2 separate regions of the Homo sapiens genome follow, and region 2 is linked to region 1. A link is an interaction called in ENCODE POLR2A ChIA-PET data of the cell type or tissue named here. Cell type or tissue: GM12878. All regions are shown on one strand. Each heading gives the region's core, and the rest is flanking DNA. Links, peaks and the distances in the headings are about the cores only. Region 1 overlaps TXNRD1 (thioredoxin reductase 1). Region 2 overlaps TXNRD1 (thioredoxin reductase 1).

Region 1 (2,809 bases), core at 102-2,601:
TACTAGCATGTGCATATTACGCATGTGTGTACATGTAATGCAGAATGCAGGCACTAATTTTTAAAGAGGTTTTTCATGTTCCTTTCACTCCTTTTAGCAAGTTGTTTAAGAAAATTATGTTTTTCTAGCCAGGTGTGGTGGCGCATGCCTGTAATCCCAGCTACTCGGGTGGCTGAGGCAGGAGAACCACTTGAACCCAGGAGGCAGAGGTTGCAGTGAGCTGAGATCGCACCATTGCACTCCAGCCTGGGCAACAAGAGCCAAACTCCATCTCAAAAAAAAAAGAAAATTATGTTTTTCTTCTTCTGGCAAGAAAAGACAAGCTCTGGGTAATGAGAATATATGCACTGCGGAAAATGGCATGCTTAGCCACAGACTGCTTGCTAATTAAAAGTAAAATGAAAAAATGAATGTGCTACTCCAGGCTGGAGTGCAATGGTGCAATCTCGGCTCACTGCAACCTCTGCCTCCCAGGTTCAAGCGATTCTCCTGCCTCAGCCTCCTGAGTAGCTGGGATTACAGGCATGCACCACCATGCCTGGCTAATTTTGTATTTTTAGTAGAGAAGGGGTTTCTCCGTGTTGGTCAGGCTGGTCTCGAACTCCTGACCTCAGGTAATCCACCGGCCTTAGCCTCCCAAAATGCTGGGATTACAGGCATGAGCCACTGCACCCAGCCTTGAGTTAAGTTTTGATCGGTGTCCACTGTAATGCTTTGTTGACAGTTACTGTGAATGACCAACCTGTAAAAGGGGAAAATCCAAACTTCTAACCACACTGAGGTCATCATGGATTTATACCATGCATGAGGACATAATGATTATAATAACTAAGCTATTGAGTCTTTTACATCTATTTACATCCTTTACATCTATTTACTCATCTCGTTTTCCACAATCACCACATGAAGTGTAGATACTGTATTTATCACCATTTTATAGATGAGTAAACAAAGGCACAGAGAGGTAACAGAAGTTGCCTAAGGGCACACAGTTTGCCAGCAGAAAAGCCAGGTTACGTGATTTCATTGCGGGCTCTTATAACTATTGAGCTATACTGCTTGTTAGTAGAACGCCAGATGATGCTATGGGATTAGCCCAGAGATTTACAAAAGAGGAGACCTGGGCACATTTGAAGGCGGAATGGCTTAAACGGCCCTGAATACAAGATAGGAAGAGGATGTTGAAGAAAGGTGGGGTCCCCTAAGACCACTTGGAATTGGGATAGGTTATAGGTTGTAGTGCTCTGGTAAAGGCGAGCTTTAGCAGAGGTAGAACAATCCTTATTCTTCTGAGGTTGCAGTGACATGTAAGTATAGAGAGCTGCTGGGAAGAGAAGACAGAGAAGTGAAAGTAACTTGTACCTGACGACTTGAGCCTTTGGGCAGTGTGCTGGAGCTGGCTCGTACCAGCTCAAGAGACCCCTTGTTAAACATCAAGGAATTTTGCAAGTAGGTTGGTAGCTTGAAATTAGCCAAAGTGGGAGTATTCAACTCCAGAAATTAGCAAATACTACAAATCAGGGCCTCCCCACCACCACTCAGAACTGGTTTACCAGAACACCTTACACTCCCTTTCTTCTCTTTTCCACTTCACTAACAGTCAAAAGCCTGCTGAAGTGCCAGTTGAATTTGAAGCTTGAGTGAGTGCCCATTATGGGAAAGGCACTGTGCCAGATGCCAGGGTAAGAAAGACCAACCCCTCAAGTAAATAATACTGTGGTGGAGAGTGAAGAGCATGCAGGCGTAAATCCTGGACTAGCTGTCGGCTCTTGGGACAGTCACTTAAACTTGGGTTACTCATCTGTAAATGGAGATAATAATATATATCCCAAAGGGTTATTGAGATGACTGAGAACATGTAAAGTTCCTGGCACAGAGGTGTTCATTAAGTGATGGTTCTAAGAGTGGGGACATGTAAACAGATGTCTTTCATATAGCTTGATATAAGAAATAAAGATGGGAGCCGGGCACAGTGGCTCATGCCTATAATCCCAGCACTTTGGGAGGCTGAGGTGAGAGGACTGCTTGAGCCCAGGAGTTTGATACCAGCCTGGGCAACAAAGCGAGACCCTGTCTCTACAAAACATTTTTTTAAATGAAGCATAGGCCGGGTGCGGTGGCTCATGACTGTAATCCCAGCACTTGGGGAGGCCGAGGCGGGTGGATCACAAGATCGGGAGATCAAGACCATCCTGGCTAATGCGGTGAAACCCCGTCTCTACTAAAAATACAAAAAAAAAAAAAAATTAGCTGGGTGTGGTGGCGGGCGCCTATAGTACCAGCTACTAGGGAGGCTGAGGCAGGAGAATGACATGAACCCGGGAGGCGGAGCTTGCAGTGAGCTGAGATCGCGCCACTGCACTCCAGCCTGGGCAACAAAGTAAGACTCTGTCTCAAAAAAAAAAAAAAAATTAGTCAGGCACGGTAGTGTGTGCCTCTGGCCAGCTACTTGGGAAGCTGAGGCATGAGGATCATTTAAACCCAGGAGTTTGAGGCTGTGGTGAGCTATGATTGTGCCACTGCACTCCAGCCTGGATGACAGAGCAAGATTCTGTCTCCAAAAAACAAACAAATAAACAAAAGAAATAAAGACAGAATGACTACAGGTCATAGTCCCCTCAGTAGATTCCAGAGTTTTCAGGGTGGATGATTCATGGATGATTTTCCTTGTTTGTTATCAGAAGGTTACCGGGGTTTTTTTTTTGTCCCTACAAATCAAGTTTACCGGATTTACTTGTTGTTTTTACCGGTTTTTAGCCTGTTCCTCACTCTATATTATTTAATTGTAAGACAAACAATGGATTTGGAG
Region 2 (2,809 bases), core at 197-2,696, 51 kb after region 1:
TGAGGCAGGAGAATCGCTTGAACCCAGGAGACCTAGGTTGCAGTGAGCCGAGATTGTGCCACTGCACTCCAGCCTGGGTGACAGAGCGAGACTCCATCTCAAAAAAAAAAAAAAAAAGTTGTTTTGGTAAACGGATGGCTTCAGATTTTTTCCACTGTAACTTAAAGTATTATTAGTCAAATGGCTATACAAAGGCAACAGAATTTTTAAATGAGCCAGAATTTCTGTCCCGTGTTCTTTCCTTTCATCTCCCCACGCAACCACTTAAAAAATAATTTAGTTACAGACTATGATGTCATTGTCTTTAAACTTGGATAGGTTTATTAAGGCATTATGAATTCTCTTTTTCCTAATCAGAAGTGGAAAATAATTTCTACTATATCATATATGTTCAAAGGATTTTTTTCTGAAGATTTTAATTTATTTAAACTCTTGCATTACTTTCTTACTGAAATATTTATTTCCAAGTTTGAAAAATGAAATCAGATTAGCTTAATAAGCAGAGAAAAATATGATTAGGTAATAAATGCAAAGCCTTTTTGTTATTAGTCACTAATATATTAATAATTTTTCAGGTGATGCTGGCAATAGGAAGAGATGCTTGCACAAGAAAAATTGGCTTAGAAACCGTAGGGGTGAAGATAAATGAAAAGTAAGAAAAAAATCTTTATTATGTCATATTTGTGGGATTTTTTTTTTTTTTTTTTTTTTGAGATGGAGTTTCTCTCTTGTCTCCCAGGCTGGAGTACAATGGCACGATCTCGGCTCACTGCAACCTCCGTCCCCTGGGATCAAGCCATTCTCCTGCCTCAGCCTCCCATGTAGCTGGGATTACAGGCATGCACCACCACACCTGGCTAATTTTTGTATTTTTAGTAGAGATGGGGTTTCGCCATGTTGGTCAGGCTGGTGTCGAACTCCTGACCTCAGGTGATCCACCTGCCTTGGCCTCCCAAAGTGCTGGGATTACATGTGTGAGCCACTGTGCCTGGCCCATTATGTCATATTTAATACTATTTCAGTTATTTACAGCATTGGTCAATTATAGAATTTTAGTTTTTTGTTGGTATGTTTGTTTTTTTGAGACAGAGTCTCGCTCTGTCACCCAGGCTGGAGTGCAGTAGTGCAATCTCATGTCACTGCCACCTCTGCTTCCTGTGTTCAAGTGATTCTTGTGCCTCAGCCTCCCTGGTAGCTGGATTACAGGCGCCTGCCATCACACCTATAATCATGCTGGCCAGGCTGGTCTCCATCTTTTGGCCTCTAGTGATCTACCCACATCAGCCTCCCAAAGTGTTGGGATTACAGGTGTGAGCCACTGTGCCTGGCCGAATTTTAGATTTTTTAAACCTAATTTTTACCATAGTTGAGCTCTTCAACTATGAAGAAATGAAACTTTTCTTCCAGTGCCATTCACATTAGTGTTTCCTGTTTGTTTTCTTTTATCCATTTTGAGGGGAGTTATAATTTAGAATCCTCACTCTTAACCACTGTGTTGGAGTTCTTCCATTCTCAGATTTCTTAGAGTTTTCTTATTTCTTTGATTTTCAGAACCGTGGACAGAATTGTCATTATCTGATAAGATTTTTGTTCCTTTGAGCTGTTTTGTTTTATTTTTAACACATTAGAACATTGCCCTCAGCTAGAGTCACAATTTTGGGCTTCCCTGAAAAAACGGAAGATTTTGTTCTCCTTAATTAATAATGGTAATTAATGATGATTTTTAACTGAATAAAATTGCAGGACTGGAAAAATACCTGTCACAGATGAAGAACAGACCAATGTGCCTTACATCTATGCCATTGGCGATATATTGGAGGATAAGGTGGAGCTCACCCCAGTTGCAATCCAGGCAGGAAGATTGCTGGCTCAGAGGCTCTATGCAGGTTCCACTGTCAAGGTGAGTGTTGTGCTTGTTGCCCATTAGATACTGTTGTCAGTAATACTCCCAGTTCCTTATTTAGGGGGCAGTTGGGAAGTTTCGCAGATCTTGAATAATTTAGTTATTTTGGTGATGGCATCCTAGATGTCCTTTATTAGTTGTATTCCAGACAAGATATTATTAAGGCTGCTGTACATTGTGACTTTATTATGAAGATCGACACTCCGCCGGGCACAGTGGCTCATGCCTGTAATCCCAATACTTTGGGAGGCTGAGGCAGGCAGATCACCAGGTCAGGAGTTCAAGACCAGCCTGGCCAACATGGCGAAACCCCATCTCTACTAAAAATACAAAAATTAGCTGGGCATGGTGGCGCATGCCTGTAATCCCAGCTACTCAGGAGGCTGAGGCAGGAGAATTGCTTGAACGGGGAACTGGGAGGCAGAGGTTGCAGTGAGCCAAGATTGTGCCACTCTACTCCTGCCATGGCTACAGAGCGAGACTCCATCTAAAAAAAAAAATTAAAAAAAAAAAAAAGAAAATTGACATCTTGGATTCACATTATGAATAAAAAGAGCTTGATTAATCAAGTTTTCAGCACTGTTGTTGAATAGTGTACTTTATATCCATATACTCTAAACAGTTGTATTTTATGTCAATTTCATCATTACCAGTATAAATAAAATGTTCTGAGTCTTTTTATGGCACTTATCTAGGCTATAAAAGGACTTGAGGATTTAGGTAATGGTGTCAGTGTACAAAGTAGCTTAAACCACTATTCAGGCCTTATTACCCAGTCCTTAGAAAATATCTGTCTTAGAGGCCAGGTGCGTTGGCTCATGCCTGTAATCCCAGCACTTTGGGAGGCTGATGCAGGCAGATCACGAGGTCAGGAGATTGAGACCATTCTGGCTAACATGGTGAAAC

What was found. Peaks named below come from ENCODE experiments on the same cell type or tissue, not always from the same donor. Only the 100,000 strongest peaks of a DNase experiment are listed, where the experiment ranks them.
Region 2: POLR2A ChIA-PET joins it to region 1 with 5 read pairs; 15 of 35 experiments call an interaction of 5 or more read pairs at or near these places.

What each region holds. Positions count from the first base shown.
Region 1 is chr12:104,275,005-104,277,813 of GRCh38, forward strand. The region is part of intron 3 of TXNRD1 (thioredoxin reductase 1); the gene reads left to right. The region is part of intron 1 of TXNRD1-AS1 (TXNRD1 antisense RNA 1); the gene reads right to left. Among named protein-coding and RNA genes, the nearest start is that of TXNRD1-AS1, 4.4 kb to the right of the region's middle. RefSeq lists an enhancer at 946-1,115. In GM12878, for the core only: no CTCF peak of the experiment used is centred there; DNase peaks (open chromatin) are centred at 1,397 and 1,630; H3K4me3 peaks cover 1,043 bases; H3K27ac peaks cover 644 bases.
Region 2 is chr12:104,325,772-104,328,580 of GRCh38, forward strand. It overlaps TXNRD1 (thioredoxin reductase 1), which reads left to right. Exons shown (of 17, transcript NM_001093771.3): 12 at 576-652; 13 at 1,744-1,900. Among named protein-coding and RNA genes, the nearest start is that of EID3, 23 kb to the left of the region's middle. In GM12878, for the core only: no CTCF peak of the experiment used is centred there; no DNase peak of the experiment used is centred there.